3 separate regions of the Homo sapiens genome follow, and regions 1 and 3 are each linked to region 2. Evidence: chromatin contacts called from ENCODE Hi-C or POLR2A ChIA-PET data. All regions are on one chromosome and are shown on one strand. Each heading gives the region's core, a stretch centred on a gene start or an enhancer-like site at or near the end of the contact. The rest is flanking DNA. Distances are from core to core; before and after follow the strand shown.

What was found. A loop is a pair of places that touch in the nucleus more often than their neighbours do. ChIA-PET counts read pairs that join two places held with the same protein, here RNA polymerase II (POLR2A). Pooled maps may share reads with other maps.
Region 1: a map with no recorded cell type shows a loop between it and region 2 (10-fold over the local background). The contact joins the promoter of STIL here to the promoter of NASP in region 2. A Hi-C loop is called at or near these places in 1 of 37 single-sample maps with no recorded cell type and 7 of 50 pooled maps. POLR2A ChIA-PET finds 5 or more read pairs at or near these places in 1 of 52 experiments (GM12878).
Region 3: a loop to region 2 is called in a pooled map, with 12 times the contacts of the local background. The contact joins the promoter of DMAP1 here to the promoter of NASP in region 2. A Hi-C loop is called at or near these places in 6 of 50 pooled maps.

Annotation. Positions count from the first base shown.
Region 1 is chr1:47,311,478-47,315,791 of GRCh38, reverse strand. It overlaps STIL (STIL centriolar assembly protein), which reads left to right and starts at 1,645. Exons shown (of 17, transcript NM_001048166.1): 1 at 1,645-1,756. RefSeq lists a silencer at 1,539-1,588 and an enhancer at 906-1,635.
Region 2 is chr1:45,582,050-45,586,176 of GRCh38, reverse strand. NASP (nuclear autoantigenic sperm protein) reads right to left here and starts at 2,136. Exons shown (of 15, transcript NM_002482.4): 1 at 1,972-2,136. The coding sequence starts at 2,030. RefSeq lists silencers at 1,441-1,740, 2,651-2,710 and enhancers at 2,241-2,550, 3,001-3,060, 3,471-3,520.
Region 3 is chr1:44,210,721-44,214,757 of GRCh38, reverse strand. DMAP1 (DNA methyltransferase 1 associated protein 1) reads right to left here and starts at 1,287. Exons shown (of 10, transcript NM_019100.5): 1 at 900-1,287; 2 at 317-408; 3 at 1-55. The coding sequence starts at 1,004. RefSeq lists enhancers at 1-443, 1,209-1,448, 1,187-1,481 and a silencer at 1,879-1,978.

The sequences.
Region 1 (4,314 bases), core at 396-2,895, 1.7 Mb before region 2:
TATAAATACATAAAATATCAATACTATATATAATATCAATGCTAGTTGTAGAGATAGGCATATATGGTTTATAAATTTAAGTCACATTCTTTTCTTCTACTCAACAGGAATTTAAAATTTTTATGTTACTTTGCTGGGGGCGGTGGCTCACTTCTGTAATCCCAGCAGTTTCGGAGGCCGAGGTGGGCAGATCACTTGAGGTCAGGAGTTCCAGATCAGCCCAGTGCCCAACATGGTGAAACCTGGTCTCTACTAAAAATACAAAAACTAGCCGGCCGTGGTGGTGCTTGTCTGTAACCCCAGCTACTCCGGAGGCTGAGGCAGGAGAATTGCTTGAACCTGGAAGGCAGTGTGCAGTGAGTTGCAGTGAGCCGAGATAGCGTCACAGCACTCCAGCCTGGGCGACAGAGCAAGACCCTGTCTCAATCAATCAATCAATCAATCAATTAATAAATACAAATTTTGGCCCAGAGTGGTGGCTCACGCCTGTAATCCCAGCACTTTGGGAGGCCGAGGCGGGTAGATCACCTGAGGTCAAGAGTTCGAGACCAGCCTAGCCAACGTGGTGAAACCCCGTCTCTACTAAAAAATACAAAAATTAGGCCGGGCGCAGTGGCTCACGCCTGTAATCCCAGCACTTTGGGAGGCCGAGGTGGACGGATCACGAGGTCAGGAGATCGAGACCATCCTGGCTAACACGGTGAAACCCCGTCTCTACTAAAAATACAAAAAATTAGCCGGGCGTGGTGGGCGCCTGTAGTTCCAGCTACTCGGGAGGCTGAGGCAGGAGACTGGCATGAACCCAGGAGGCGGAGCTTGCAGTGAGCCGAGATCGCGCCACTGCACTCCAGCCTGGGCGACAGAGCGAGACTCCGTTTCAAAAAAAAAAAAAATTAGCCGGGCGTGGTGGTGGGTGGTGGACGCCTGTAATACCAGCTAATTGGGAAGCTGAGACAGGAGAATCGCTTGAACTCGGGAGGCGAGGTTGCGGTGAGCCGATATCGCGTCATCGCACTCCAGCTTGGGCGACGGAGTGAGATTCCACCTCAAAAAAAAAAAAAATTATGTCACTAAAACAGATGGCTTCCTAGGAAAGAAACTGGAAGAAATCTAGAAGTTGAGGATAAGTGATCACAAAAAGGAAAAATTAAAAATGTACATTTTAGAATAAAAATTAAAAAGTAAGAAACTGGAATAACTCTAACTTTCTTGTCTTTTGTGCTTTCAGGTAAAGAGTTTGGAAACTGTTCTTCGGGTGTCCGCTTCCAGTCGCCGACCAATGATCATCTTATAGAGCACTTCCGGCTTCATCTGCCACTCGCTCCTCCGTCTACCTAGCTGGGCTTTCCATTGCGCTTGCGGAAAGCCTACCCCGCCCCGGAACTTAACCGTTGACGAAATGAAAGGTTTAAATCCTCGGATCCTTGATCCTGGAGCGCCGGTGGCGCCCGCAGTTCTCCAAGAAGACTTGGGATTGGTCGAGCGCGGAACCAGTGCGGGGCGCTGATTGGTCGGCACACCAATACGTAACGGCGACCGTGCGCGGCTCTCTAGCACCACCCCCGCTCCCTGACTGGCGAGGTTTCTGACCAGTCAGCAGGCGTGGCGCGGCCTTCAGTTTCGCGAGCTTGTGTTTGCCGCCTCAGTTCCCGCGACCCCAACGTCCCAGAGGCGGGGCCGGAGTCGGCGGTGGCGCTCCTTGGAGCCGGCTCCCGCTCCTACCCTGCAAACAGACCTCAGCTCCGCGGAAGTTGCGGTAAGTGGAGCTTTGTGCTCCTGGTTTCCCCTTGAGAGGCGGCAGCGGGGCCCTGGGAAGGTTGGTGGGTAACATTCAAAGCCCTGTAGTGGGTTCCGCCCTCCAGGAGCCTGGAGCAGATGACGAGAAGGGGAGCTAGTGGGAGAAATTAAGCAGTCCATGAAATCCTTGGGTATCATCTGAGCTAAGGTATGTGAAAGAGGTTTGCAGTCGATAACGTGCCATTTAAAGTTGTTTTTACGGTGGGAATTTCTTGAGGACTGAAACCTTGAATGCTCGCTCTTGCATTCCTCACAATTTCTGGCTCACACTCTGCTACGTAGTAAGGGATCAGTTAATGTTTGAAGTTCATGGACTACTGGAAGTAAAGTGTAAACAGCAAAGTGCGAGAATGCTATGCGTGTGAGTACAGACAGTATAGTACCATCGCCACGGTGTCTGGGAGAAGGTTTCACAGAGGAAGTGACATTCGAGTTGGATTGTGAGGGATGGCGGGGGTTTACTAGGGCATTCCAAGTTAAGGGAGGCATCCTGTGCAGATATTGAAACCGGGGCACTGCAAGTAGTTCAGTTTGACTGGAATGTAGGATGAGTGGATGGGGGGGTTAAGGTTGGAATAATAGAGTGGGGCTGGATTGTGAAGATCCTTTATTCTGTATGTAAAGAAGAGCCATCGGCTTTTTAAAAAAAATTTATTTTTATGTTTATTTTTGAGACGCAGTTTCACTCTTTGGCCCAGGCTGGAGTGAAGTGGAGTGATCTCGGCTCACTGCAACCTCCGTCCCCCGGGTTCAAGCGATTCTCCTGCCTCAGCCTCCCTAGTAGCTGGGATTACAGGCAAACGCCACCACGCTCGGCTGATTTTTGTATTTTTAGTAGAGACGGGGTTTCACCATGTTGGTCGGGCTGGTCTGGAAATCCTGACTTCAGGTGATCCACCCGCCTCGGCCTCCCAAAATGCTGGGATTACAAGCGTGAGCCACCGCCCCTGACATGAGCCATTGACTTTTAAAGCAGGAGAATAATTTGATCAGATTTATATGGAAACACTCTTCTAGCAGCATTATGGGGACTTTTCCATAAGTCTGGTGAGTTGATGAAGTTAGCAACTAAGGTGGTGGGTATGGAAAGATAATTTATATGGAAGAAGGGGTGAGGATGATTTGAACGTTTCTATTGTACACGATAATGACTTTACCTGAGAATATGTTTTGCTAGGTGTAGATGTTGTGTGGTTTTAGTTTTATTACCTTTAGTGGCTTGTACAACACTGACAGAATGAAAGTACCTTATGTATATTGTTTTAAAATAAGAAATCAACATTATCCATCTTTTCACCCAAATGAATAAAGGAATAAAACACAAATAGCGCATTTTAAGACACTTCTGTTTAATGAAGAAAAAATTGGCACTTTTTATACTTTGTAGAGTTACAGTTATCCATGTGAATACTGTTATCCATGACAACCAAGTACTAAGGAAGGGTTTTAGGATTTAAAGCCTGCATTCTGTGGAAGCTGCATTAAACCTTTTAAGTCCAGATATTTCTAAGAAGGACTGTTTAGTCACCTTTTTTTTTTTTTGAGACGGAGTCTCGCTCTGTTGCCCAGGCTGGAGGGCAGTGACGAAATCTCCACTCGCTGCAAGCTCCGCCTCCCGGGTTCACTACAGGTGCCCGCCACCACACCCCACTAATTTTTTGTATTTTTAGTAGAGACGGGGTTTCATCGTGTTAGCCAGGATGGTCTCGATCTCCTGACCTCGTGATCCACCCACCTCGGCCTCCCAAAGTGCTGGGATTACAGGCGTGAGCTACCGTGTCCGGCCTAGTCAATTTTATTAGAAGCACGTTTTTCTCTGTCTTGAACAAGGTATAAGAGCATTTTCAATAGGATTTTCAGCCTCTGACTTTATCTAAAAAGTCTCTTCTAAATAATCTCTGCATCTGGATTAATAATCCTTTTCTCCTTTATCTTGCTTCACACAGAGTGAGACAGAGGCTCATTCTCTTGCCCAGGCTGGAGTGCAGTGGGATGATATCAGCTCACTGCAACCTCCCCTCCCAGGTTCAAGTGATTCTCCTGTCCCAGCCTCCTGACTAGCTGGGATTACAGGTGTGCACCACCATGCCCAGCTAATTTTTGTATTTTTAGTAGAGACGGGGTTTCACCATGTTGACCCGGCTGGTCTCGAACTCCTCACCTCAGGTGATCCACCCACCTCGGCCTCCCAAAGTGGTGGGATTACAGGAATGAGCTCCCACACCTGGCCTTAGACAGTTTCTTTTTCCTAGAATTGATACAGAATGTGCAGGACCTAAGGAACTCTAAGGCTTGAAAGAATATAGGACATACTGAACTCTAAAGAAAGGACTACGAGGTCTGTGTTTAGCTTCAATAATACTTAGATGGAACTGTCCAGTGGGCAGTTAGAAATATGGATTTGAAACATCTGGGCATGGTGGCTCATGCCTGTAATCCCAGCACTTTTTGAGGCAAAGGCTGATGGATTGCTTTAATCCAAGAGTTCGAGACCAGCCTGGGCAACGTGATGAAACC
Region 2 (4,127 bases), core at 887-3,386:
CCCTGCCCCCCCACCCCCACACACCCAGCACATATAATTGCTCAGTTTTAGCTTTCAATTTATGCTGTGAGGAACTAAATGGTTTGCTTTCTTCTAGCCACATATACATAAACTTTCTCTATGTATAACCTGCCAGGAAACTAAATTCACTAATGACCTAACTCTGGCTAGACACAGGGGACCTGCAAGAGGTATTTGTTGCATACTTCTACCTCAAAAAACAAAAACAAAAACACCTGGCCCTGCGCCGTGCCTCACGCCTGTAACCTCAACACTTTGGGAGGCCAAGGCGGGAGGACTGCTTGAGTCCAAGAGTCTGAGACCAACCTGGGCAACATTAAGACCTTGTATCTACAAAAAATTGGCCAGGTGTAGTGGCACACCTGTAGTCCCAAGCTACTAGGGAAGATCAGTTGTGCCCAGGAGTTCGAGGTTGCAGTGAGCTATGATCACAACACTACACTCCAGTCTGGATGTGAGATCCAGACCCTGTCTGCAAAAACAAAACAAAAACACACAGCTGTCAGTGAAATACTGACTGCTAGAGCTGTCTAGGAAACATTATAAAAAGCAGCTCTTTTTATAATAGCTATAGCACGACTCCCAAGCCCAATCTATACTGCTTATATCGAATCAATGGGGAAAGAGGCAGGTAATGGGAGTTTGAAATTAAAATTGTATTTCCCATGAGTTCCCAAATGATTCTCAGGGTGACTTGAGAACCACTGCTCTACAAGAACGCAGAGAGAAAAGGTGGTAAGCAGAGATATACGTAAATCTCTAACTATAAACAAACAAAGACATAATCATGACAGAGTGTAAGCCTATAGAATATCAATTTAAAAAACTTCACAGCAACCATTCCTTTTACAGGGAAGGCAACTAACCTCTAAAGCGCACAAGATTAGAAAAAAAAATAGAACCAGATGCCTAAAAAAATATGGCAAGATTGGGAAATCAGACCTACTGTATGGGAAACAGCACTTGTTTCCTTGAACTCGTGTAGTGTTTCCCTCCACTGTTCAAAAAACAGATTACGCCTGAGTGGCACTGTGCCGCTTTCAAAACAATCCTATCTTGTTTCCCTCCAGTCCTTCTCCACTTCGTGCATACTACTGCCGATTCACCTAGCAACCAAACAGTGCTGGTGAGAGCTCCAGACAGCGCTTCCTGAAGACGCTTTACGTCCGGTAATGTTCCCCCCAAACAGACACCACCTCCAAAGTCTAAAGAACGACAATCCTCCCCACCACAGGCAGGGGCTCACGGAGTCGCGGGGAGCGATAACTATCTCCCAGCACAAGACGTGAGCGAGGTGTCGGGGGGAACTAGCCTCGCCGGCCCCACGGAGATAGTCCAAAGCTCCTGCTGGAGCCGCAGCGGCCCCAAACAATGGAGTTTTCCCGCCTCCTCAAGGCCCCGCCCCCTGCCCCAGGGCCGGCGAGGGAAGCGAACGCACGCGCGCAAAACCCCGCCCTCAGCAAGGCCCCGCCCACCCCGACCCCTCAGGTCCAGCCTCCTTCCTCGTGCAAGGTTTTTTTTCCCTTTTGGCGCCAAATCTTCGTTGGTTATATTCCCGGGTTATCCAGGGGTTCTACCAGAGGCACACGCTGGGGACAGAAGGGGCGTGAAGGCCAACCCGCGCGCCAGGGCCCCGCCTCCCGGCCAACCGCCCCGGGCTGGGGGAGGAAGGAGAGGGGCAGGCGAAGGATACAGCCGCCGCTGCCCCCGGCAAGATGGCGGCCGCGAAAAGCGGGGCAGGGGGCGCCAGCCGACCGCCGTTACCGCTGCTGCGCGAGGCTCTCAGCAAAAGAAGGACTGCTCCAGTGACCAGGCCTTCCCGAACAGCGACAGCTGCTCTTGGGAAGGCAAGTACTCCCGCCCACCGGTCTGCCCCTTCTCCGGAGCCCCCGTCCATTAGCCCTCCCCGCGGACTGGCCAGTGCCTTAAGCTTTCCACAGTCCCGCTTACTTGTCGGCAGAAACCAGCTCCGCGGCGACGGCGGCAGTGGCTGTGGACTCCATGGCCATCGTTCCCCTGAGGTGGCGAACCAGCGAACGGAATAGAGCCTGCGAGAAAAACAGGCAATTTGGGACGCCAGAGACTCACTCAGGGACAGAAAATGGCAGATTAGAGACCCCGCGCGGCCGGGGCCCTTTTATATACGAGGACCCTTCGCCCCGCCCATCCACTTCCGGATCCTCCCCCTCGGGTTTAAAGGGCCAGGACTCACCACCCATACCCTCCGTCCCCCGCCGGCCTACCACTATCTAGACACCTCCTGCCCTCTCCATATGGCTCCGCGGGATTGTTTCCCTCCCTAGCCCGACTTCTCCAATAAACAGCAACTTCCTGCTTCTCCAGCAAGTCGCATAAGAAGAACTGGAATCTTGACACTACAACTCCTGACAGGACGCCCCTGCGGCATCCAGAGACAGGGAAGCCAGTGCTGCTCTGCATGTTCAGGGCGAGTAGCTGAGAGTCTCCTTCCGGCCTGGATACTGAGGAAGGTGACTTAGACTTTCTCTCCGTCCTCTGAGTCGTAACGGACGGACACGCAAGGGCCGAGGACGGGTACAAGCAGCAGCGACTAGAACTGATCTGGGTGAGATCTAGGCCTCAGCAACAACTGACGCAAAAAGATTTTGTTCTAGGATTGGCTACAGCTGAAACTACCGCGCTTGATTCAAAGCTCGGGGCTTGCAGCGGGAGGCAGCTGGCTCCTCCCTCTGAACCCGCCCCCTTTGGCTGGCCCAATCCGCTGATCCCATCCTCTTAGGCCCTGCCCAGACTCCAAATCTACCAGAATTAATGCTCCCAGCGCTGTTTGTCCACTCCTGCCTATGATTTGCTGTGTGACTACTACTCGTGGGGGTACCGTGATTAGACGCTTTAAAGCTATTAGCTATCTTGTTTAATATTAACAATGCTACTAGTGAGATCAGTGTTAGTCTGTTTCTTAGAAAAATAAACCAAGGGGCCGGACGCGGTGGCTCACGCCTGTAATCCCAGCACTTTGGGAGGCCTAGGCTGGTGGATCACGAGGTCAGGAGTTCAAGACCAGCCTGGCCAAGATGGTGAGACCCCCCCGTCTCTACTAAAAAATACAAAAATTAGCCGGGCGTGGTGGCGGGCGCCTGTAATCCCAGCTACTCGGGAGGCTGAGGTAGGAGAATACTAGAACCCGGAAGGCAGAGGTTGCAGTGAGCCGAGAGCTCGCCACTGCACTCCAGCCTGGGCAACAGAGCGAAACTCCGTCTCAAAAATAAATAAATAAATAGGCCAAGGTTCCAACCTGGCCAACATGGTGAAACCCCGTCTCTACTAAAAATACGAAAATTAGCCAGGTGTGGTGGCAGGCTCCTGTAATCCCAGCTACTCGGGAGGCTAAGGCAGGAGAATCACTTGAACCCGGGAGGCAAAGGTTGCAGTGAGCCGAGATCTCGCCACTGCACTGCAGCCTGGGCAACAGAGCGAGACTCCGTCTCAAAAAAAAAAAAAAGGGGAAGCTGTGACTTGTTCAGAAAGTTGCAAGACAAATCAGTTATGGAAAGCAGTGTGCCTCATTTCCTGCAAATGGCTGAGTGAAAAATAACTGGCAGGCTAAAAAGCTGCAATTCCTCACACCTGGAGTATCATCCATTCCTTTTCACCATGGCCCAGTCTACGCTGATCGGAGTAGGGGTTTTTATTTCCCTTTAGGTTCCAGCATATTGGGAAAGATTCCTGGAGAGGATTCTTATTCCAATCTGTCAAGGCTCGAAGAGGTTGAAATCTTTGGGGCTAGAGAGCTGGACGTGAAAATGCCAATTCCTATGGCAAACATACATGGGCTCTTCCATTATTAGCTAGGTGACGTGAGCCAGGTCACGTAACCCGGATTGTAATCGAGTAGCTGGGATTAAGGTTAAGTGTAAAATGAAGACATATTAGTAGCCACCGCTTAAGGACATTGTGAGAATTACAGGTAATTAGCACTGTGTAGAATTCACGCTAAGCACTCATTGAATGGCTACCACAGTCTGATGATGTGGTAAATGGAGGGTGTTGGGAGGGGAGATCTCTCCAAAGTCCTTGCAGCCAGGGCTAGGGCCTGAGAAAACCTCTGCAATTACTGGTGTGACCGA
Region 3 (4,037 bases), core at 38-2,537, 1.4 Mb after region 2:
CTTCACTGTACGGTATCCCTGGCCAGTGTCACTGGGTAGCAGTGGGGGTGCATCCCTGGCAGGGAGGTTTAGGGAGATGCGAGGTTAGAATCAGAAGGTGTGTTAAAGAGCTTTTTGTCCCAGGGAGCTGATCTACCCTACCCTATAGCAAGAAAGTCATGTCCTGGAGCAAAAGACTTCAGGTCCTCCTGCATCCTGCTAAGCAAGCAGGAGCCCTTGCTGGGGAGGAGAAAATTGTTAGAGAAAACTAGGAGTTAGGGGCATGGCAGGTGAATCAGGGGCCAAAACCTGGGGGACTTGGGACTCCAATACTTGCTTCTTGTCAGAGTAGAGCAAGGCATAGACTTCCCGGTGCATGCCCTCGGGCCTCTTGAAAGTCAGTGTCTCAGAGGACTTCTTGGATTTTTTCTGAGGAAGGAAACCACAGAAAGGAACCACAACCTAGACCCTTTCCTGAAAATTCTTTAGTCCAGCTCAATCCCTGAACAAAGCAGCACCTACAGGGTCAATGACAGGCAAACTGACACACTGTAAAGGCACAGAAACCCACTCCCAGGAACACCATCCTACGCCCAAATCAGAGCAGTCCCCTCCCCATCCCACCAACTCTCAGACTGTTACAATGTCTTGATCTCTCCCCAACAATATCTTGCAAAAATCACACTTGCCTGGTCCTCTCAGCTCTTAGAGGTGTCATACCCTCTTGGTCCCACCATCTCCCACGATGTCCCATCTCCTCCCTCCCATCAAGGATGACACATATTCCCTGTCCTGTTATGTCACCCCTTTTATCGCCCAACTCACTGTAAGTGTAGCACCCATCCCTTGCCCGTTGTCACTCCTCCCCATCTTCACTCCCCTACCCTCCCCTAGTCAACGCTTTCAGGTGCCCCTGCTACCTTGTCCGGGTTGATAATGTCCTTCTTGCTGATGGTCCCAGAGGCTGCATCCCCTTCTGGACCCCCGAGTTCTAGAATGTCCCGTACATCCGCGCCCGTAGCCATCGCGCCTGAGAGATGGGGGAGCCACCGGAGGTCAAGGGTCAGTGCCTGAAGAAGGACCAGGCTCAGGTCAGGGGGCGGGGCCAATCCAGACCTAAGCGGAGGCGAGTTGAAGGGGCGGGCCAAGAGGAGAAGGGTGGTCCAGGTCAGGTCGGGGATCTGCCTGTGCCCCACCGCTTGGATGTTCCTAACGGCCCCTTCAGCCACCTGGGCCCTCGCACTTCCGCACCTGGGTCCGGCAGCTGCAGCCCCCACTACCACTCCCCCGTCCCCGCAAAGCCGCGGCAGAAACTTCCGGCGGTGCTCATTCGGAACGCGGCCGACAGAAACACTTCCGGTCGGTGTTGTAGGAAACGAAGCCGACTGGCAACCGAGGGTGAAAGCTACTGGCCGTGCTGAGCTTGCCACCCTTTGGTTCTCCCGCGAGCCTGTTTTCATTGGTGCACTGCCTGCTTTCTGGCATTTTCCCTCTACGATGCTCCGTTGCGTCTCAGGCAGTGAAGAGATACCAGAACTTTGTGACTTTGGGAAGTCACTTAATTTCTCTGGACCTTTTTCTTTATTTGCCGAATGGAAATTGTAATGGCACCTGTGTAAATGAAATACCAAGAATCCTTGTAAAACATTAGCACGGTGCGTGGGACATTTACTATTTTTTTATTAAATGAGTTAATGATTTGAATTGCCCCCTCTTCATTAAGTGCTAATATGTACTAGGCACTGTGCTAAGCTTGGAGGTGAAGAGATAAACTTCAAATTGTGATAAGCTTGAAGATGAAGAAATAAAGGCAGAGCTTCCTAGGGCGGCTGCCAAAATGGAGTAAGGTGTGGGCCCTCATTTGCACCTCCTCTGATGGAGATAGCTGTGGGTTGTGGCCTCGTGGGGATTTCCTGGAGGCCAGCTTCGTGGCACTTCACTAGTACAGGAGCTAGCTGCACTCTTTGGGCTACGAAGAAGCCCAAAACACAGCCCCAAGCAGGAACCAGCTTAGAAGTATCCCTCAAGGGAATAAACCTGGGGATCTTCCTGGAAAGAGAGAGACAGGAGGTCCTGAGGAAGGGCACAAGGGACAAGGAAAGCAGCTCCCAGCTTCAGCAGTCTGCAAACCAGCCTGTCAATTTGAAGGACACATAGCCTGTGGGATAGGGTGGGGCTTGTTAAGGCATTAAGAAGGCCAGACCCCAAGTCGAGACCTGCCAAAGATACCAGCAGGGACTAGAGGAGCAGACAGTTTGCGCAAGTTAGCTATAAGTGGTGTAGCCTGTTCTGGCCTGGAGAAGACAAGGGGATACAACAGCTGTAGCCACAAGCCTGACTAGTCCCCAAAACTTTGGAGAACTAGGCCTGGAGGTACAAACCTGTTCCTGGGTCTGATTCCTGGATGGATCCACTGAGCTCCAAACAGTTGCCGGAGGAAGTCACAGTCTTACAGCAGAAATTGTCCACAGGGTAAGGAAATGGTCCTTGGAGCCAGAAAGGGAGAGAGCAATTGGCTGCCTGAAACACTTGACCCTAGTTGTAGTTAATTAATTGTGTAATTACTTGTTTAATATATATCTCTAATAGACTCATTTCTGTGAAGACAGGGATCACAGTACATAAAGGAATGTATGTGCCAGGCACTATTCTAGACTCTGGGCATGCAGTGGGTGAACGAGATACAAATAGCTACTGGTGGAGCTTATATTTAGTGGAGAAGGAGAAACACTAAGGAAATAGACAATAAAATTGATAATGTAAGTTTTGATGGTAACAAGAGCTAGGAAGGAAATGAAATAGAGCGATGGGATGGAGAACTGCTTTCCATAATCTGGTCAGGGAAAGTTAGTGGTCTCTCTTTTTTTTATAAATGTGTATATACATAGAAAAAATTCTGGAAAGGACTAAACTGAAATGATTCCATCACTTGTTTTTATCTGGCAATTTATATTTTCTATACTTTCTATAATGAATGTGTACCTCTTCTATAATAAAAGGAAGGAATGAAGGGAAGAAGGAAAGGAAGAAGGAAAGACAGGCAGACTGTGCGCTGTGGAAGGTGGACCAGGCCAGAGTTTAGGAGACTAGAGGGCAGTTGTGACTATCTAGGTTAGAGGTGTTGGGAAACTGAACTAAGGTTGTAGCAGTGGCAATGGATTCCAGATATTTAGAGAAAGATGACCATGTTATCTGCAAATAATGACAAGTTTATCCCCTCCTTTCAATTTATACCCCTTATTTCTTTTTCTTTTAGCATTTTCCAGTACCTCCAGTAATTGGTTAAACAGCAGGTGTGGTCGTGGGCATCCTTGTCTTTTTCCAGATCTTAAGGGGGGCGCATTTAAATTTTTTCTATTAAACATAACATTTGCTCCAGGTTGTTTGTATATACTCTTTCCCAAATTAAGGAACATTCTTCTTAGTTTTCTAAGAGTTATTTATTCCTTAAGGTGATCATCTTTAGCAAAAAAAAAAAAATGCTTTTCATCAATTGATATCAATTGATATATTTATAAGAATTATCTCCTTTAGTCTACTACTGAAGTGTATTAACAGATTTTGTGATGTTACATTTATGGAATGAAATCCATCTGATCATAATACATATGTAAAGAAGGTATACTTTTGGGCTTAGCTAGCTAATAGTTTATTTAGGATTTTTAAAAAATCAATTTATAACTGAAATGGGCCTATAATTTTCTTTTCTTTTAACTATCCTGATGTGATTTTGGAATCAGAATTATGCTTGTCTTCTAAAATGAGTCAGGAACCTTCATTCTTTTTCTACCCTTTGAACAATGCGCAACACACACACACATACATTTTAGTTTAGTAGAAATGACCTAAAAACCCTCAGGCCTTTTTTTGTTTGGGGGCAAAGGGAGTCTTTAAGGATTATTTTAAACACTTATTAGTCTATCTCTTCTTGATTTCAATATTAGTAGTTTATATTTTCCTCACAAGAATAGCTAAAAGTGAAAAGACTGACAATACCAAGTGTTGGTGAGGATGTGAAGCAACAGAACTCTCATACATTACTGGTGGAAATAAAATTA